2 separate regions of the Homo sapiens genome follow, and region 2 is linked to region 1. A link is a contact called in ENCODE Hi-C or POLR2A ChIA-PET data. All regions are on one chromosome and are shown on one strand. The core of a region is the stretch at or near the end of the contact, and the rest is flanking DNA. Distances in the headings are between cores, read along the strand shown. Region 1 has its middle 69 kb from the start of LINC02341. Region 2 holds the start of LINC00428 (long intergenic non-protein coding RNA 428).

Region 1 (5,401 bases), core at 470-2,969:
CTACTCTCTACTTCTATGAGTTCAACCTTTTTAGATTTCACATGTAAGTGCACTCACATAGTATTTGTCTTCCTGTACCAGGCTTATTTCACTTAACATAATGTCCTCTAGGTTCAGCCATATTATTGTGAATGACAGGATTTCCTTCTTTCTTAAAACTGAATAGTATTCTGTTGTGTATATATAGTACATTTCCTTTTTTTTGAGGTATATACATTTAAAATATATTTTTTATTACGATAGTAAAATATGCTCATTGAAAAAAAATACCCAAACAACATAGGAGGAAATAAAGTGAAAAGTAAAAATATCCCCCTTCCCCAAGGCTTCTAAGCTTCTTTCAGAACTCAAGGTCTACGCTTTTAGACTTTTGTATATAGCATGTTTTCTTTATCTATTTATTCATTGATGAAGGTTGATTCCATGTCTTGGCTATTGTGAATAATGCTGCAGTGAACGTGGGAGTATAGATAACTCTTTGACATGATGATTTTATTTCCTTTGGAAATATACCCAGAAAGGGGATTGCTGGATAATATGGTAGTTCTATTTTCAGTTTCTTAAGGAATCTCCACATTGTTTTTCATAGTGGCTGTCCTCATTTACACTCCCACCAACAATGTTTAAGGATTCTCTTTTCTCCACATTCTCACCAGCATCTGTTATCTTTTGTCTTTTGAATACTAGCCATTCCAACAGATGCAAGGTGATAGCTCATTGTGGTTTTGATTTGCATTTGCCTTATGATTAGTAATATTTAGCATTTTTTCATATACCTATTGGCCATTTGTATGTCTTTATGTCTTCTTTTGAGAAAAGTCTATTCAGGAATCTCAGTGACTTTATTGCTTTTTATCTTTGTCCTGCTGATGATGACTTGGAAAGTTTTAAAATATAAAACCTACAAGGTGGGGATTTTTTTTGTCTGTTTTGCTCCCTGTTATATATCTAGTGCCTAAAAGTGCCTGGCTTATAATAAGCACTCAAAAAATATTTTTGAATGAATGAATTAATGCATAGCAGCAACATTTACTTTGCACCTGTTGTGTTAAGTATGTTAAGAGATGCAAGGGAATTGAAGAAGCTAGGAATGGTTCCTGGGCCCTCACAGAAATTACGGATTAGTTTTCATTCAAATCCTTTATTTTTAAATTTATTAAAGACTGATAGCCTGAACATCATTGAATTTGTTCTTTTATATTTGGAAAATATGCTTCCAAGAGCATCGGTGTTCGTAGAGATTCTCACATTATCTGGTTCAGGGATTTCCTTGGATACTGCGAATTTGTAAGGATTAAATGCTTTAAAATTATAGACTCCTTGGAAAGCCCCAAGCTGATCTTATAAAGTACAACCACCTTTTTGTTTTTAAGCATAGGAAGTAGATGACTGAGAGAATAGGATGATTTAATTACACATCTGGGGTGAAAACATGGCAGTGTATTCTGTGTTACTCATGGAGCAAATATAATTCATTCAAGCAAGCCACGGAAATTGTGAATACAACTACCATAATGACTTGGTGATGATGGCTTTCTGAATGCCACCAGTCAGTCCACCTTGGGAGACTGATTTGCCAGAGGCCTCTCCTTTCTATCTGTGCTTCTGAACTGGGCTTGAATCAAAGCCAACCTACTGCCACTGCTCTAACTTGACTGCATTGTTTATGGTAATCCACGTGGACCCTGAAACCTGGTCGTCTGATGCACTACATGCATGCACAGACTGAGGGCAGCCTTCTCAGCATCAGCACAACCTCTGCAGTGAGTACTGCTCATAAGATCAGTGCAGGGAGCAGCAGATGTTTGCTCCAACCTTCTGCAGTACATGTAGTAGCAATCGCAGGGCTGAGGCTCTGTGGGCAGAGCCCACGTGGGCAGTCTCCCAATTTCCTCCTAGGGAGAAATGCATACAGAGGCTTAGCACCACAGTTGGGTGCTGTTCACTTCTGTCTAGTTAAGGAGTCATTATTAGCCAGAAAGGAACTATGATGTCAGTTTGGTCTTTGTGGATTTCCTGACTCAGTGTTTATGAAGGAGACACATTAGTAATGGTCTAAGATATCTGGTCCAATTTGTATCAAACAATAGTCGTTTCTCATTTTCCATTGCTGTGGTAATTTTAATGCATTCTCCTCTGTGAGGCAGTGGAAATAAATACCATGGAGGAAGATTCAAGGAGATGGTGCTTTTTTAGTCTTTTTTCCCTTCTAGCAACAGGATGAGGGTGTAAAAAAGGTCATGGACCAAGGCAATTTGGAGAATCATTATTTTCAGAGTCTGTCCTGTAATGACAGAGCTGTGGCTTTGTGTGCTCTATCTTCCCCAAGGATCCAGTGTCCAGAGTCAGGGGTGTTTCTGAGCCTGAGCACTCTGCAGCTCTCCGAGAGACCTGCACAGGAGTGCTGAGATCCTGCTGGCTTCCCTTTCTTATCTGTGAAGTGAAGATCTGAGAGCTGAGCCCTGCCTACGTTCAAGGGGTGGGAGAGTATCTGTGAGGCTTTTAGGCCTTTGAAGGCAGGTGCTGTAAGAGTGTGAGATAAAAGTTTCCGGAGATGAAACAGTGATCAGGAGGCCTCTGGAGGGCTGCCATCACTGCAGCTGATTTTCCCCTCTCTCTCACCAAGCCCTTGTCATTCAGTTTGTGGCCAGGTAAAGACTTAAGTTGAGGCGGGGAACATGGTACTGTAATGGCCTGTGAGGTCTCCTTCCTCATCCCTCCACTGGGGAAATGGGAAAGAAGAAAGGAGAGAAAGAAGGAAGGTTTGAGGGGGAGGGAAGGGGAGGTCTTTGATGGCATCTGTTCCTAAGAGCTCAGGAGGAGAGAGGCATTAAAGCTGCCAAGTGCCGGCTGCTTCCAGGATGTCTCATGCTCCTTCAAGCCCTTCTGCAGTTGTGGTCCTCTGAGCTAGGGCTGCCCTTGTCTCCGTCCTCACCTGGGGACTGGTGAAGCTCTCACTGGTATTGGCCTGGTGGGGGGTCAGGTGTCTTGGTCTTGGTGAGTACCCCGCTGTAGCACATGGTGTCATCCTGCACCATTCATTGTGTGTCTGACTCTCCCACTAGGCTGAACTCTCTAAGGATAGGCTGGGATTTATCCATCTTTACACCACCTCCCCCAGTTCTGAGTCCCAAGTGCCTAGCACAGAACCTGCCTAAGAAGGGAGACTGATGGTTCAAGAGGAACACCCCCATATCAAGCCCAAGAGAGCGCCTATGCTCCAGCAATGGAAGGTCCTCTCGGCACAGCCATGCTGCAGGGTAGAGTTGGAACATGACAACTGTGAATCTGGTTAATTTTATATCCACCCCACATCCTCTTCATCTCCATGTCTGTCGTTTGTACAGCTTCTGTACTATACATCTCTTTATAGGTGAAGCTACAGTCTCATTTATATTCACAGGCTGCGTTTGTACTTCCTAACATCCACTCCTCTCCCGCAGCCCAATACTCTGCACATAGTAGGTGCATCTGACATGTCTGTATACTCGAAGTTTCCTCAGCCTACATGAGCCTGGGTGGCTGTGATAGGCTGAATAATGGCTCCCAGATATGTTCACTTCCTGAAAACGTCATCTTTCTAAGGATCTTGAGATGGGGAGATTATCTTGGATGATCTGAGTGGGCCTGAGGTAATCATAGCAGTTCTTATAAGAAGAGTGAGTCAGAGGAGAAGGTGATGTGGCCACAGCTGCCTAGGTGGGAGTGATGAATATGGAGGAAGAGGCCACAAGCCAAAGAATATATGTGGCCACTAGTAGCCGAAAAAGGCAAGCAAATGGATTCTCCTCTGGAGCCTCCAGAAGGAACTGGCCCTGCCAACACCTTGGCTTGAGCCCAGTGAGACTGATTTTGGATTTCTGACCTCCAGACCCGTAAGAGAATAAATGTTTTAAGCCACAAAGTTTGTGGTTAATTTGTTACAGCAGCAATAGGATGCTGTACAGTGGCACACCTGGTACCAGTGCTCTGGGGCAACTTCAGAATGGTACAAAAGTCATGCTGAACTGAGGAATGGAGGAAACAGGTACAGATGGATCTGCTGACTTGCAGCCTTCTTCTGGCTCTTAGGACGAGGGGTACTGTGGCCTTCCAGCTTTGTGCCTCTCTAGGACTTAAATGAACCACTCTGGCTGGAGTAGTTCCTTGGTGAGGATGCAGCTGCTGGGAGTAGCCAACAATGCTTCATGGTGCCTGGGGCTCCCCACCTTGGGGCTCATCCCCCTCTTCCTTAAAATCACCTGCAGTGACACAGACCAGGGTCTAGCTTTTGGTTCTTCCCCAAAACACATTTCCAGAAAACAGGAACTAATACTCCTAGGGAAAATGAGCTTCCAGATAATAACTACCTTAAAAACAATAAATTGGACAGCTTTAGCATTCAAAACAGTCACTGAACATTAGAGCATGATTAATATACCCAGAGGGATAAGGGACAATATTAGTGATATGAAACAAGTTGAGAAGCAAAAAGGAACAAAATGGAAATATGTATGAGAAATTTAGAAATAAATAGTGTGGTGAAGTGATTAATACTCAGAAGAATACAGCTGAAAGTAAGCTTGTGAGTTAGAATATCAGATTGAGGCCAGGCATGGTGGCTTATGCCTGTAATCCTAACATTTTGGGAGGCCAAGGTGGCAGGATCGCTTGAGCTCAGGAGTTAGAGACCATCCTGGGCAACATAGTGAGAACTTGTCTCTACAAAAATGTTAAAAAATTAGGTGTGCGGGTGTGAGCTTGTGGTCTCAGCAACTGGAGAGGCTGAGTTGGGAGGATCGCTTGAGCCCAGGAGGGTGAGCCTGCAGTGAGTCATGTTCATACTAGTGCTCTCCAACCTAAGTGACCGAGTAAAACTCTGTCTCAAAAAAAAAAAAAAAAAAAAAAAAAAAGAAGAAAAACAAAGAAAGAAAAGGAAAGAATATCAGATTGAGGGACTCTCCTAGAAGTTTGCAGGAAAGGGTCAAGAGATAGGAAATTGAGAAGAAAAGCCAAAGCTAAGGACACAGATAGAATTAGTGGAAATATCTATTATTCATCTAATAGGAGTCCCAGAAAGAAAAATACAAAAAAAAGAAAAGAAGAAATATTTGGAGAAATAATGGAGATTAAATAATGGAGATTAACAGATGCAATTACAGATGCAAAAACATATTAAAAGACCCCTAGCAAGATAATGAGAACCCCACACCTAGATAGATTACAGTGAAATATGGGAACATCAAAGACAATGAAAATAGACTATTTATTAAGCCATAAAGGAAGTCACCATAAAGACCAAAGGATGAGTATGTAGAACATAGTATAGACTATGTTTTACAACTATAAAATAATATAGGCCTATTTCACTGTTGGATGTAGATGCATAATCCTTAAATAAAACATTAGCTAACTAAATCCA
Region 2 (5,909 bases), core at 195-2,694, 520 kb after region 1:
TCCAGCCACCTTTTTAAGAGTAAATTGCTGGGCAGGAGGGGGAGGGCTAGTCACGGAACGAAACTGTAAGCCCGACCAGGTGTGAGGAGGGGAGGCGATAAAAAGATTATAGGGTGGAGGAGCAGAGGCTGAGGAAGAATTGGGACCTAGCTCGGCCTGGCGAGGAACAACCTGGGGAGGAAGGGAGAGGTCAGATGGGTCTGCAGAAAAGGAAGATTAGAAAGACTCAGCGACACTTGGGGTTGGTACTGAGGGGACAGGCGGGAGGGAAAGAAGGAAGATTTGGGACGAGTTGCACTGGTCACAGAGACTAGGAAGGGACTGATGTGTAAAAGAATGCCTGGACGTCAGGCACCTCAGACTGTTTGCCTATTTTACGACAAGAATTATTGAATTTTGCAGGATGGAAAAATTCAAAGTGCCATTTTCTGGCTATTTGGAACTACTGTCGAGTTTGTATTGGGGTCAAGCAGCATTGCAGAAGAAAATAAGGCATTTAGGTTTTAGGTCAGATGTGAGTTGAAGAGGTTTTAAGTTTTTGAGAACACAGGCTAAGGGAGAAGAAGGAGGAATGGAAGGTGGAAGCTTACCCATAGTGAAGGAGGCAAGCCCAGAGAAAAGAGTAGAGACAGGGAGAAGGGGCGGAGGGTTCTTGCCCTCCAGGAAAGCAGAGAAGGGGTTGGGGCAGGGAAATAAGGGATTGGGGCACAGAGATAAGAGGTCAGGGTGCAGAAATAAGTGATTGGGGCACAGAGATAAGAGGTTGGGGTGCGGCGGAAATAAGCGATTGGGGGGTTCTTGCCCCCTAGGAAAGCGGGACTTGCCGCTAAGGGTGAAGGAGAAGGGGTTGAGGGGTACTTGCCCCTGCCCCAGGAAAGCAGCACTTGCTGCTAAGGGTGAAGGGGAAGGGGTTGAGGGGTACTTGCCCCTGCCCCAGGAAAGCGGGACTTGCCGCTAAGGGTGAAGGACCAAGGCAGGCGTCCCTGCATGGTCTGACACCCTTGAAACGTGAGTGTATACTCAGAGAGGCGTCCCTGCAATGATCAAACACCAAGGGAAGGCTGCCTTCCCAGTCCGTGACCGGCGCCGGAGTTTTGGGTTCACGGATAAAACATGTCTCTTTTGTCTCTACCAGAAAATGAAAGGAATTGAAATTAAGAGAAGGGAGAGATTGAAGTGTGGCGCCACGATTGAAAGGAGAAAGAGGTTGAGGGATAGTGAGGGAGGTTGGAGAAGAGAGTAAAAAGAGGCCGCTTACCGGATTTGAAATTGGTGAGATGTTTCTTGGGCTGGTCGGTCTGAGGACCTGAGGTCGTAGGTGGATCTTTCTCATGGAGCAAAGAACAGGAGGACAGGGGATTGATCTCCCAAGGGAGGTCCCCCAATCCGAGTCACAGCACCAAATTTCATGCGCGTCCGTGTGAAGAGACCACCAAACAGGCTTTGTGTGAGAGCAGTAAAGCTGTTTATTTCACCTGGGTGCAGGTGGGCTGAGTCCGAAAAGAGAGTCAGCGAAGGGAAATAAGCGTGGGGCCGTTTTATAGGATTTGGGTAGGTAAAGGAAAATTACAGTCAAAGGGGGTTTGTTCTCTGGCGGGTAGGAGTGGGGGTCGCAAGGTGCTCAGTGGGGGTGCTTTTTGAGCCAGGATGAGCCAGGAAAAGGACTTTCACAAGGTAATGTCATCAGTTAAGGCAAGGACCAGCCATTTACACTTCTTTTGTGGTGGAATGTCATCAGTTACGGTGGGGCAAGGCATATTCACTTCTTTTGTGATTCTTCAGTTACTTCAGGCCATCTGGGCGTATACGTGCAAGTCACGGGGGATGCGATGGCTTGGCTTGGGCTCAGAGGCCTGACAGTAACACGTTTTAACTTTGCAAAAAATGTTTTGGCATTAATGGGCTCAAAAAGTGAAAGGAAATGTGTAATGGAAAATCAAATACTTTGTTCATGAGAATGTTAATGACAAACCTATAAATCCCAAAATGTTTATCAACACTTACCATGGGGGCTATATGACATCACTCACCACATGAAAAATAGAAAACACGAATCTGCTAAACTATTAGTATCTACTCTCATTCGAGAGTACATTTGAGATACATACTGTGCATGAACATGAGGACTTGACACGTGCAGACAAGGAAAGTATCCTGTGAAGCATGGCTTTTCATTTGGATCAAATGACTGCCTCTCTAAATCTGCACTCTGTGTCTGTTGTACACATACAAAAAGTGAAGCTGATGGGGTTCAGGGCATGCTGCTCCAAAATATGGTTCCTTGGCGTATTGAATATTTTAAACGGAAGAAATTTGAGGAAAACAGCAGAAGCGGGAAAGTGTCTCTGACTTTCCCCCAGCCTCCTTCCCTGATGCAGTTCATAAAACCTAGGAAAGATTTTCTGACCTTCCCCTGAAAGAGGTCATAGACTCTCATGTAAGATGTGCCCTCTCTATGCCAGGAAGAAAGGAACATCCTTATCCCTGAAAACAAAAGGTCACAGAAGGGAAACTGAACAAACTGGCCTTGCTGAGTTTCCCCAGTTTATAATCATCATGTCATACTTTTCACCCTATTATATTTCTCTATGACTCTCCTCTCTTCATCAAACCCAGCATAAAAATACACAGGTTTAAAAAATACACAGGTTTAACTGTTTCTTCAGGTATTTATTTCCTTATGAAAGCTCCCATTTCATGTAAAATGCATGTTAAATAAACATGTAAGCTTTTCTCTGGTTCATCTGTCTTTTGTTATAGGGGCCTCAGCCATGAACCTAAGATGGAGAGAGGAAAAGCTGGTCTCCTCCCCTACAAAGCGATAGATGGTAAGGTGCTGGATCCAATGGCAGAAAAAAAAGTTTCAAACAATTAAATGATGCCACTTTTATAGAAATGGAGTCAGATGCTTCATATTGGAAAACAGTTATTTTCAACAATGATTCCTTTTATTTTCATCCAATTCATGGTATCAAAGTAAAACATTTGGAATTTTATTTTGCTGACGGTAAAAACATCTGATATTACTAGAGTGAGATGTCATTGTAAATCCAGTTAAATGAATCAGTGCTATCATAAATTGTTTTTAAAAGTTCAAACTAAAGTTATCTTTGTGTCATAATTAAGTACAAATTTTGGCATAGCACAGTGTCATTGTAAAAGCATGTTTTTTCTAAAGAATTATGGAGCAGAAATGTACTGGGAATTAGATGTGCAACATGATTCATACTTGTACTCAAACAAGTAGTGATAATCTACCAATCAAAATAGTAGCAGTCACGAAGAATTTATAAATATGATATATATGTATACACTTAAAATATCTAAACTATAGTTTTTGCAAAAATATGATTTTAAATACAAGGCAGTATCATGTGTTTTTCTCTCTTTGCTGTCTGCCATAAGGAGAATTTTAGAAATATTTGAGCATTGAAGAAATAATTTGTATATCAATCTAAGTATCTTTTTGTTGAATTCTTTTTAAAAATTAGCTCTCTAAATCTGGGCTGAATTTGTCCAAATCAGTTAGAAATCTTTGATCAGCACTTTCAATGAATAGAGTTTCAAAAAACTTTAGCTTTCCACATGTTTAGACAATTGGAATTATTAGTAACAAGTCTTAAAAACAAGAAGACACCAAAGTGTATCCCCACCAAAGCATGAAGAAACTAAACAAATTAAGTACGTTAAAAAGAGTATATTCTCAATCCTGATATGGTCTACAGAGAAGGTTCATTTCAAATTTATTAGTCATTAAATGCAAATTTGAAGAAAATATTGGGACAATTTTATTTAAAATTTTAACATAGCAAGACCATATAAGGAAAAGAAAACATTCTTTAGAAAAATAGAATGACATGGTATTTGAGACAAATGTGTTTTCAAAAAATGACTAAAGGGGTAATTATTCTGATTATATTATTGTAAAATTTCTACTTTTTATATATGTAAAGAAGTTTTAAAAGTTTTCTTTGGTGTACACAGATATATGTTATTCTACTTTCTAGAAAAAATATTTTTGAAATAGTGTTTCAAAATAATTATTTGGCAGATCCATCAAAAAATAAAAATGTATTTGTCAGTTAGTAAATTTTTGAAAAAAGATACCAGGATTTTTAGCACTTCATTTCACTCTTAAAAGTGTCCTGATTTGAAAGATGAATTCTATGGTATCAGCTTAAAAATCACAAATTTAGAAAGGAGACTTTGTTTGCTATAAAGACTCGCAGCCTACAATGTGGCCATTCTGACAGGCTGAGAAGTGTAGCTTCTGTGAGAAGCCTCTGTCAGCGGGTACTTCGAGGGAGGGAAGGATGAGACATACGTTTTGTTGAACAGGTTGGCCAAATATATGTATATATTCAACAGGTTACGGGAGGAGCTATGCAGTCTTTCGTCCAGATATTCATGAAGGGGGAACATGGCATGCATACTGAATAAACATGCATGTTACATGCATCTCATGCTTCCCTTAGGTGGAGACTTAACATTGAAATATATTACAAGTAAGCCCTATATGTCAAAAGGTGAAGCAGGGAAAGGAAGGCACTCAAATGCACAGCATCTGTAACTCGGCTGGAACTAGTCGATCTGTGGGTGGTCTCTTAGCAGGAGAAAAATACTGAAACCAGTCTTTTATTCAATCAAAGCTGTAGTTCTGGCTTGTGGAGCAGGGGGCCTCAGTTAGTCAGCTCTGCTGGTGGATGAGCTGCAATTGTTTAATATTGCTTATCTCAAGGCCAGCGCGTGTTTAGCTGCTAGAGAAAAAGAAAAACCTTGTGGCAGTTGGAACACAGTTTCTTCTTTAACTGTAGGAGTCCATGACTTAACATGGCCTTCGGTCCTGTTTATAATGTGGTATCTCATTGTGAACAAAGAGTCTGTTCTGACAGTCTCGTGATCTCTATTTCAACATTAATGCTGGTCAGATGTTGTGTCTAAACCACAAAAGGGAGGGAAGATAAAGAGGTGCATCTGACCTCTCGTCCTGTGATGGCCAGAAACTCAGTTTTTAAAAGGTTTCTCTGGGGTCCTCTTGGCCAAGAGGCAGCCTGTTCAGTTGACTGGGGAGCTAAGGACTTTAGTTTCAGTTCTCAATAATCATCCTAGTTACACAGTCATCAGACTCACCACACCCCAAAGAAAATGAATGTTCTGTGGTTCCCCTTTCTAGGGTCTCATAGGATCAAAGTTTCCCCAGGTTGAAAGGGCTCTCAAAGAAAAGGTATGTTAATTCTCTTGAAGTTTTCAAATTTCAGTGTACCTAGGGATTTCCTTGAGAGCCTGTTATGCAAATTCCTGGTCCCTGGTAACAAGATTTGTGATGTAAGTCAAGGATGGGGCCCAGGAGTCTGTATTTTTTCCAAGACCTCACCCTCTCCCCAAGGGATTTCTTTAGAGATGTACCTGGTCAATTCTGAAATCAACTTCTAAAAGCTTTTCTTGGCATAGAGTAGAAATCTATATCCCTAAAGTACCACCCACTAGTTCTAACAATCACATAGAAAAAAAAGAATGGATTTCTCTTCCTATGATAGACCTTTAAGTATGGGAGATGCCTGTCATCATTTCCAGAGTTCTATTTTATTCAGCCTAACTACTTCGGTCTCTTCTCCAACTCTTCTTCAATACACAACACACACACACACAAACTCCTACAAGGTTACCGAGAATAAAACGTATGCCAACAAGTACAGATTAGGGTGCTATGACTCAGGAACAATGTGTGTGAAAAAGTTTAAAGATTTTAGCTGATAGTAAACTCAATATGTGTCAACAGTATGAATCATTACAAGAGAGTAGGAGAAAGGAGCAGGAGAAGAGAGAAAAAGGAAGAACAAGAAAAAAAATCTCTGCCTCTGGTTGTTGATGGTATCAAATGAGATGCTGATTATGCAGACTTCCCCTAA

What was found. A loop is a pair of places that touch in the nucleus more often than their neighbours do. ChIA-PET counts read pairs that join two places held with the same protein, here RNA polymerase II (POLR2A). Pooled maps may share reads with other maps.
Region 2: a pooled map shows a loop between it and region 1 (3-fold over the local background). The contact joins the promoter of LINC00428 here to the enhancer-like site in region 1. A Hi-C loop is called at or near these places in 6 of 50 pooled maps. POLR2A ChIA-PET finds 5 or more read pairs at or near these places in 3 of 52 experiments (WTC11, activated CD4-positive, alpha-beta T cell and activated T-cell).

What each region holds. Positions count from the first base shown.
Region 1 is chr13:42,352,777-42,358,177 of GRCh38, forward strand. No RefSeq gene overlaps it. Among named protein-coding and RNA genes, the nearest start is that of LINC02341, 69 kb to the right of the region's middle. RefSeq lists enhancers at 1,421-1,510, 1,551-1,640. Within about 2 kb of position 1,720, at least 4 of the 41 ENCODE cell types and tissues checked have a DNase peak (open chromatin) inside an H3K27ac peak, as active enhancers do.
Region 2 is chr13:42,871,300-42,877,208 of GRCh38, forward strand. LINC00428 (long intergenic non-protein coding RNA 428) reads right to left here and starts at 1,445. Exons shown (of 5, transcript NR_126389.1): 1 at 1,259-1,445. RefSeq lists an enhancer at 1,352-2,140.